2 separate regions of the Homo sapiens genome follow, and region 1 is linked to region 2. Evidence: chromatin loops called from intact Hi-C (ENCODE). Cell type or tissue: Calu3. All regions are shown on one strand. Links, peaks and the distances in the headings refer to the core of each region. The heading gives the core; the rest is flanking DNA.

Region 1 (4,397 bases), core at 309-4,308, 130 kb after region 2:
AGGCACTGTGCTATGTACACAGCACAGAGAAGGCTCTACCCATTGCCCATCCCCCCACACTTACATGCTAACCAGAGTATATTGATTGAACACTACCTGCAAGAAGTGTGGCTGTAAAGGCCACTTTGCAAAAGATTGTTTCATGCAACCAGGTGGGACCAAATACTCTCTGATACCTGATGAGGAAGAGGAAAAGGAAGAGGCAAAGTCAGCAGAGTTTGAGAAGCCTGACCCCACAAGGAATCCTTCTAGAAAAAGAAAGGAGGAGAAGAAAAAGAATTGGAAGTCATCTGACTCTGACAGCTCAGACTCTGAGAATGATACAGGCAAGAGGGCAAGGCACACATCAAAAGACAGCAAGGCAGCAAAGAAGAAGAAAAAGAAGAAGCACAAGAAGAAGCACATAGGAGTGGAAAGATTAGGCAACATGTGACATGCCTTGTGCACACGGCTTTGTCCCCATTGAGCCTTGTATTTGGAAGCTTAGTCACCTGTGTCCATCTGGATCTGTTTCGTGATAAAACACGAAACTACCTAAAATAAAAAGGTAAGCAGAGTTACATGTCTCCCTAGCTGAATTATAAGTTTCTTGACAGAGAAAACCATATTCTTCAAGAAAACTTCAGCCTGGGCAACACAGCAAGACCGTGTCTCTCCTAAAAATAAAAAAAATTAGCTGGGCGTGGTGGCTTATGCCTGTAGTCCCAGCTATTTGGGAGGCTGAGGGGGAAGGATCACTTGAGCCCCAGAGGTAGAGGTTACAATGAGCCATGATTGCGTCACTGCACTCCAGCCTGGGCAACAGAGCAAAACTCTATTTCCAAAAAAAAAAAAAAGAAAGAAAACCAATTTTGCCTAATTTTTTTTTTTTTTTTGAGACAGTGTTTTGTTCTGTTGCCCAGGCTGGAGTGCAGTGATGCAATCTCAGTTCATTGCAACCTCCGCCTACCGGGTTCAAGTGATTCTCCTGCCTCAGCCTCCTGAGTAGCTGGGATTATAGGCGCACACCACCAGGCCCTGCTATTTTTTTTGTATTTTTAGTAGAGATGGGGTTTCACCTTGTTGGTCAGGCTGGTCTTAAACTTGACCTCAGGTGATCCGCCCACCTCGGCCTCCCAAAGTGTTGGGATTACAGGCGTGAGCCACTGCACCCGGCCAATTTTGTCTATTAATTGCAGGTACTAACAAATGTCTGCTGAATGAATAACTCAATTTCTAGAATTACCCCGAATCTGTAGCATATGTGGGTTAATTTTCATTTAACTAACAAAGAAATAAAGGTGGAAACTATTACAAGTGTCCTTTCTGAATAAAATTAGCAAATCAAGGATTTAAATATTATAAACTTCTTTACATAAAGAAGATATTCTATAAAGAAGACAAATTACTGTAAATACTAGTTAGGATGAAAAATGGAAATGGTATGCTACTATTGCTAAGTGAAGAGTCTTCCTGTAAAGCAAATATCCATGACTTGGCTATAATCTTACCTTGTAATTTCCTATTTACTAACATAGTACCCCTATCTGCTTAATTACCTATACTATATTAGATGCCTGATTCCATGGCTGTGTAACTCATTCAATGAGCTAAAACTCATAATACTTATTATGTGCCAAACATTGTGCTAAGAGCTTCAAATGGATTGATTCACTTTCTTAAAATATTAGAAGTAGCTTGAATATAATTTTTTAATTGACAACAAAAAAACCACCCTCCAAAAAACCCAAAAATCCAAGCTAGAGAACTTCAACTGATATAATTTAAAATCCTGGGTAGCATGGCAAAATGTTAGAAAGTGCTTCTCTAGTCCCTTATAAATAAACCACTCTTCAGCAGACTACAATGCAGTGGCTGAGTAGGGTATTTCTTTTACTTTAGGTCAGTGAATACAACATAAACACACTTGACTTTGAGCTTATAAGTGTATACCCCATCTATCATTATTAAATAGTTAAAAACTTGCATGAAATACATTTAAAAAATAATCTCATATTTAAATAATCCTATGGTAAGCATGTGCTCAACAGACAAACAGGGGGAAAACCAAGACTCTCACTCCGGCAAGCTTATGTCCATATTATAAATCTATCAGCAGCTCTCTGCTGCCCTCTGCAGTTTTGTGAAGTAATTGCTACAAAATAAAACGGCATACACTTTATGCCAAGCACAGTACCCAGGGATCACAGTACCCAGAGATCAATAGCTGGAGTAAAAGAGAGCGTAAAGAGAGGTACATACTTGCTCAACTGCTGGAAAGTGGAGGCACATGCAACAAAACTTTCTGCTTTAGTCTTATCTAGGTGGGACAAGAAAACTACACTTGGAATGCAAATACTGGAAGGGCTAGGGACATCAGTTCTATAATTATTTTGAAGGGAATTCCTTATCATTAAAAAAATAAGCTTTTGGTTTTGTCTTCTTTGAAATCAGATATCACTTGCTTTACATACATAAAGACATATCTGTTCTTTCCACAAGTCACCTTTACAGGTCCTCTAGGGAGGCATGAGGGAGGATCTTTGGATCTAAGCCACAGTTAGAACCTGCCTCTCAGTAGGTGTTATCCTTCTGAGGAAAAAAATGACTGATCTATGAGGAATTAATCTTGGAAATAGTCCCTTGTTTCTTAAATCAGAAAATTCTATTTCCCAAAACTCAATCTTTAACAGAAATAAATTTTCTATGTCAGGACTGCTTAAATTCGGCCCAACAAGTTGTTTTTAGACCTTGATCAACGGATGTAGGTAAAAGAAAACCTCCTATTCAGTTCTTCCGATGTTGGATGCAGTCAATGTACGGGTTAGGTCAATACTTCTTGTTTTGGAAGCTTAGTCATCTGTGTCCATCTGGATCTGTTTCCCATGGTGTGGCCACAGTTCTTCCTATATCAAAATTACCTGGGAGGCTTGCTAACAAAACAGATGCCTGGTTGTTGCCTCACAGGTGTGTGGTGTCAGACACTTCTCAGGCTGTGCATGGTTAATACATTTCCTGTGATGCTTAGACACAATAAAGTCTGGAAACCACTGATCTACACAAAGTGACCTTTCTTAATAAACACAGGAAATACTGAACGTCATTTTAACTTTTCTGCCAGCAAATAATGTAAACACACCTCACTAACTTCCAAATGTTTTAGAGCAGCGGTCCCTACCCTTTTTGGCACCAGGGACTGCTCTTGTGGGGAACTATTTTTCCACGGACTAGGGTCTTGGGGAAGGGGGTGTTCATAATGATTCAAGCACATTACATTTATTGTGTACTTTATAATTATTAAACTGTAATATATAATCAAATAGTTATACAATTCACCATAATGTAGAATCAGTGGGAGCCCTAAGCTTGTTTTCCTGCAACTAGACGGTCCTACCTGGGGGTGATGAGAGACAGTGATAGACTATCAGGCATTAGATTCTTGTAAGGAGCAGGCAACACAGATCCCTTGCATGTGCAATTCACAACAGGGTTCACAAGCCTACGAGAATCTAATGCTACCATGGATATGACATGAGGTGGAGCTCAGACAGTAATGCAAGCGATGGGAAGTGGCTGTAAATACAGATGAAGCTTCGCTCACTAGCCTGCTGCTCACTTCCTGCTGTGTGGCTGGGTTCCTTACAGGCCACAGACTGGTATCAGTACATGGCCGGGGGTTGACGACCCCTGTTTTAGAGCAAGCAACCCTTATTTCCACTGGTTTAAACTTAGCATCAGGCCAGGCAGGGTGGTTCATTCCTGTAATCCCAGCACTTTGGGAGGCCAAGTGAAAGGGCCTCTACAAAAATAAAAATAAACAAACTTGGGATCAGAAATCTAAGCTCCTTCTAGGATTTGATTTAATCGTTTGTAGACAGCATTAAGTTCAACAGTGGTAACTCTAAGAAGTTGGTAAAACTGACCACCTTAGTTCCAAAGGATGCCTATTAGAAATGAAAGAAAAGGAGGCTGGGGCGGGCGGATCACTTGAGGTCAGGAGTTCGAGACCAGCCTGGCCAACATGGTGAAACTCCGTCTCTACTAAAAATACAAAAATTAGCTGGGTGTGGTGGTGGGCACCTGTAATCCCAGCTACTTGGGAGGCTGAGGCAGGAGAATCACTTGAACCTGGGAGGCAGAGGTTGCAGTGAACCAAGATCATGCCACTGTACTCCAGTCTGGGCGACAGGGCAAGACTCTGTCTCAAAATAAACAAACAGAAAACAACAACAACAAAAAGAAAACAAGAAATGAAAGAAAAGGGAGGCAGGAGGCAGGGCACAGTGGCTCATGCCTATAATCCCAGAACTTTGGGAGGCCGAGGTGGGTGGATCATGATGTGAGTTCGAGACCAGCCTGGCCAATATGGTGAAACCCAGTCTCTAGTAAAAATACAAAAATTAGCTGGGTGTGGTGGC
Region 2 (4,397 bases), core at 196-4,195:
TATCAGGGTTAGGTGGACCTTTAGAATTGCACCATTTCAGGCACATGCTGGTAGGTCCTAACCTCTGTGCTAACTCCAATCCATTGGTGGTAGCTGATGAGAACACTGTGTTGACAATAATTCTGAGGCTGATTAACACATGTACCATCATCAATTGGCAAACCCTGCCATGGCAGGGGTGTGTGTGGCGGAATGTAGGCTGTCAGCCATCCCAGAACTGGTCCAAACCCCTTACTTCATAAGTGGAGAAACCAAGGCCCAGAAAGCTGATGACCAAAACCTGTTACTGTCTTTTTTTTTTTTCTTTTTTTGAGACAGAGTGTCACACTGTTGCCCAGGCTGGAGTGCAGTAGCATGATCTTGGCTCACTGCAACCTCTGCCTCCCAGGTTCACGTGATTCTCCTGCCTCAGCCTCCCGAGTAGCTGGGACTACAGGTGCCCATCACCACACCTGGCTAATTTTTTGTATTTTTAGTAGAGATGGGGTTTCACTATGTTGGCCAGTGTGGTCTCGAACTCCTGACCTCGTGATCTGCCCACCTCAGCCTCCCAAAGTGCTGGGATTACAGGCGTGAGCCACCGTGCCCGGCTACTATCTGTCTTTTTAAATATTATAGCCATCTAGTGACTGTGAAGTGTTATCTCATTGTAGTTTTGATTTGCGTTTACCTGATTGCTAGTGATATTCAGCATCTTTTTGTAAGCTTCTTGGCGATTTGTCTATCTTCTTTGGACAAATGCCTACTCAATGTCTTTGTCCTTTTTTTAAAAAAAATTTTTTTCAGATGGGGTCTCACTATGTTGCCCAGGCTGGTCTCAAACTCCTGGGCCCAAGTGATACCTGCCTTGGCCTCCCAAAGTGCTGGGATTACAGGCATGTGGCCACTGCACTTGGCCTTCTTTGTCCATTTTTAAATTGGGTTGTCTTATTATTATTATTATTTTTTGAGACAGGGTCTCACTCTGTCATCCATGCTGGAGTGCAACGGCATGATCTTGGCTCTCTGCAACCTCCGCCTCCCAGGCTCAAGTGATCCTCGCACCTCAGCCTCCCGAGTTGCTGGGACTACAGGTGTGTGCCACCACACCCGGCTAATTCTTGGTAGTTTTGTAGAGATTGGGTTTCGCCATGTTGCCCAGGATGGTCTTGAACTCCTGAGCTCAAATGATCCACCTGCCTTGGCCTCCCAAAATACTGAGATTATAGATGTGAGCCATTGTGCCCTGCTGGGTTGTTTCATTATTATTGAGTTGCAGGTGTGTGTGTTTTTTTTTTTTTTTTTGAGACTGAGTTTCGGTCTTGTTGCCCAGGCTGGAGTGCAATGGCATGATCTCAGCTCTCTGCAACCTCTGCCTCCCAGGTTCAAGAAATTCTCCTGCCTCAGCCTCCTGAGTAGCTGGGATTACAGGCATGCGCCACCACATCAGGCTAATTTTGTATTTTTAGTAGAGACAGGGTTTCTCCATGTTGGTCAGGCTGGTCTCGAACTCCCGACCTCAGGTGATCCGCCCATCTCTGCCTCCCAAAGTGCTGGGATTATAGGCATGAGCCATCGTGCCTATCTGTAAGTGTTTTTATACATTCTAGATACAACTCCCTTATCAGATGTATAATTTGCAAAAGTTTTTCCCCATTCTGTGCGTTGTCTTCACTTTCAACACAGGCTTTAAAACCAGGATTGGGTTCAAATTCCAGTTCTTCTACTTCTCTGTGACCTTAGGCAAGTTATTTAACTTCTCTCACCTTCAATTCCTTATCTGGAAAACAGGCATAAAAATACCTATGTTACAGGCATGCTGTGAAGATAAAAACAGATAAACAGTGCAAACAAAGTGGTATGGCTAGATGCCATACAGGTGACAACCAGCATGGGTAAGTATAACATGGAACAATGAGTAAGTCAGAAAAGCAACAATGCATCAAACTCCCAAAGCCTTCTGGTGCAATAATTCCCAAACTTGTTTTGGGAATATCTAAGAGGGTCTCTAGCCACCTTAGAGGATTCTGTAAAAATCTCAGAGTTAATAGCAATTTATTTTAGGATCAAAACAAAACCTAATGCTGCATGTCATAAAACAGTTGGTTGCGCAAGATACTTCTGTGTGATAGGAATGAGTAATGAAGAGGGGGACAATGGTTAAAAATCAAGCAAATCAAATCAGACATCCAGCGGGCGCAGTGGCTCATGCCTGTAATTCCAGCACTTTGGGAGGCCGAGGCGGGCAGATCACTTGAGGTTAGGAGTTTGAGACCAGCCTGGCCAACATGGTGAAACCCCATCTCTACTGAAAATACAAAAATTGGCTGGGCGCAGTGGCTCACATCTGTAATCCCAGCACTTTGGGAGGCCGAGGCAGGTGGATTGTTTGAGATCAGGAGTTCGAGACCAGCCTGACCAACACAGTGAAACCCCGTCTCTAATAAAAATATAAAATTAGCCAGGTGTGGTGGCACACACACCTGTAATCCAACTACTCAGGAGGCTGAGGCAATAGAATCGCTTGAACCCAGGAGGCAGAGGTTGCATTGAGCTGAGAACGCACCACTGCACTTCTGCCTGGGTAACAGAGCAAGACTCTGTCTAAAAAAAAAAAAAATAGCCGGGAATGGTGGTGGGCACCTGTAATCCCAGCTACTCTAAAGGCTGAGGCAGGAGAATCTCTTGAACCTGGGAGGCAGAGGTTGCAGTGAGCCAAAATCATGCCATTCATTGCACTCCAGCCTGGGCAACAAGAGCAAAACTCCATCTCAAAAAAAAAAAAAAAAAAAAATGCACGGTGGCTCATGCCTGTAATCCCAGCACTTTGGGAGGCCGAGGTAGATGGATCAAGAGGTCAGGAGTTTGAGACCAGCCTGGCCAAGATGGTGAAACCCTGTCTCTACTAAAAATACAAAAATTAGCCAGGCACGGTGGTGAGCACCTGTAATCCCAACTACTCAGGAGGCAGAGGTTGCAGTGAGCCAAGATCGCACCACTGCACTCTAGCCTGGGAGACAGAGCAAGACTCCGTCTCAATAAAAAAAAAAAAAAAAAAAAAAAAATCAGACATCCACAAGCAAAAAATGAACCTCAACCTAAACCTTATACCTTATACACAAGTTAAATTGAAATGGATCATAGACTTACATGTAAAATGTAAAACTATAGAACTTTAAAAAAATAGGTGAAAATTCAGTATCTAGGGCTAGGCAAGGAGTTCTTACACTTGACACTAAAAAGCATGATTTCGCCGGGCTCAGTGGCTCATGCCTGTAATCCCAGCGCTTTGGGAGGCCGAGGTGGGCAGATCACCTGAGGTCAGACCAGCCTGGCCAACATGGTGATACCCTGTCTCTATTAAAAATACAAAAATTAGCTGGGCATGGTGGTGCATGCCTATAATCCCAGCTACTTGAGAGGCTGAGGCAGAAGAATCACTTGAACCCAGGAGGTGGAGGTTGCAGTGAGCCGAGTTGTTGCCACTGCACTCCAGCCTGGGTGACAAGAGCAAGACTCCATCTCAAAAAATCAATCAATAAATAAATACAAATAAAAAGCATGATTTATATAATAAAAACTTCATCAACTGAACTTTATTGAAACTTCAAACTTTTGTTCTGTGAAAGCCCCTGTGAAGACAATGACAAGACAAAGTACATGTTGGAGAAAATATTTGCAAGCCATATATCTGACAGAGGATTAATATCTAGAATATAGCAAAAACTCTCAAACTTGACCGGTTGTGGTGTGCTGTAATCCCAGCACTGTAGGAGGCCAAGGTAGGAGGACTGCTTGAACCCAGGAGTTCAAGACCAGCCTGGACAACACAGTGACAACCCATTTCTACAAAATATTTAAAATACAGCTGGGCATGGTGGTGCACATCTGTAGTTCCAGCTACTCCGGAGGCTGAGGTGGGAGGATTGCCTGAGCCCAGGAGTTGGAGGCTGCAGCAAGCCATAACTGTGCCACTGTACTTCAGCCTGGATGATAGAGTGAGACCCCACTCAACTCAACTCCAACAAACAAAGAACAAAAACAGAAAAACAAAAAACGCCTCAAACTCAATAGTTAAAAAAAAAAAAAAACAAACAATCTGGTTGGAACATGAAGCAAAAGTTCATCAAAGCGAATATATAAATGAGAAATAAGTATATTTTCACATTCAGTATTATTCACCGTTAGGGCAATGCAAATTAAAAACCACAATGGGTTATCACTTACATAAGTATCCGAATGACTAAAATAAAAAATAGTGACAACAACAAATGCTGGTGAGGATGCAGAGAAACTGGATCACTCATACATTGCTGATGGAAATATAAATGGTACAGACACTGTGAAGAACAATTGGGCAGATTCTTAAAAAACTAAACATGCAACTACCATACAATGCTGCAATTGCGCTCGTAGGC

The links. A loop is a pair of places that touch in the nucleus more often than their neighbours do. Peaks named below come from ENCODE experiments on the same cell type or tissue, not always from the same donor. Only the 100,000 strongest peaks of a DNase experiment are listed, where the experiment ranks them.
Region 1: a loop joins it to region 2, with 4 times the contacts of the local background. A loop is called at or near these places in 6 of 110 quality-filtered maps.

Annotation. Positions count from the first base shown.
Region 1 is chr5:160,019,734-160,024,130 of GRCh38, reverse strand. All of the region lies in intron 2 of TTC1 (tetratricopeptide repeat domain 1), which reads right to left. It overlaps LOC124901124 (a long non-coding RNA gene), which reads right to left. Exons shown (of 2, transcript XR_007059025.1): 2 at 1-534. Among named protein-coding and RNA genes, the nearest start is that of TTC1, 13 kb to the right of the region's middle. In Calu3, for the core only: a CTCF peak has its summit at 2,120 (motif pointing left); a DNase peak (open chromatin) is centred at 2,100.
Region 2 is chr5:160,152,924-160,157,320 of GRCh38, reverse strand. No RefSeq gene overlaps it. Among named protein-coding and RNA genes, the nearest start is that of PWWP2A, 36 kb to the right of the region's middle. In Calu3, for the core only: no CTCF peak of the experiment used is centred there; DNase peaks (open chromatin) are centred at 1,870 and 2,170.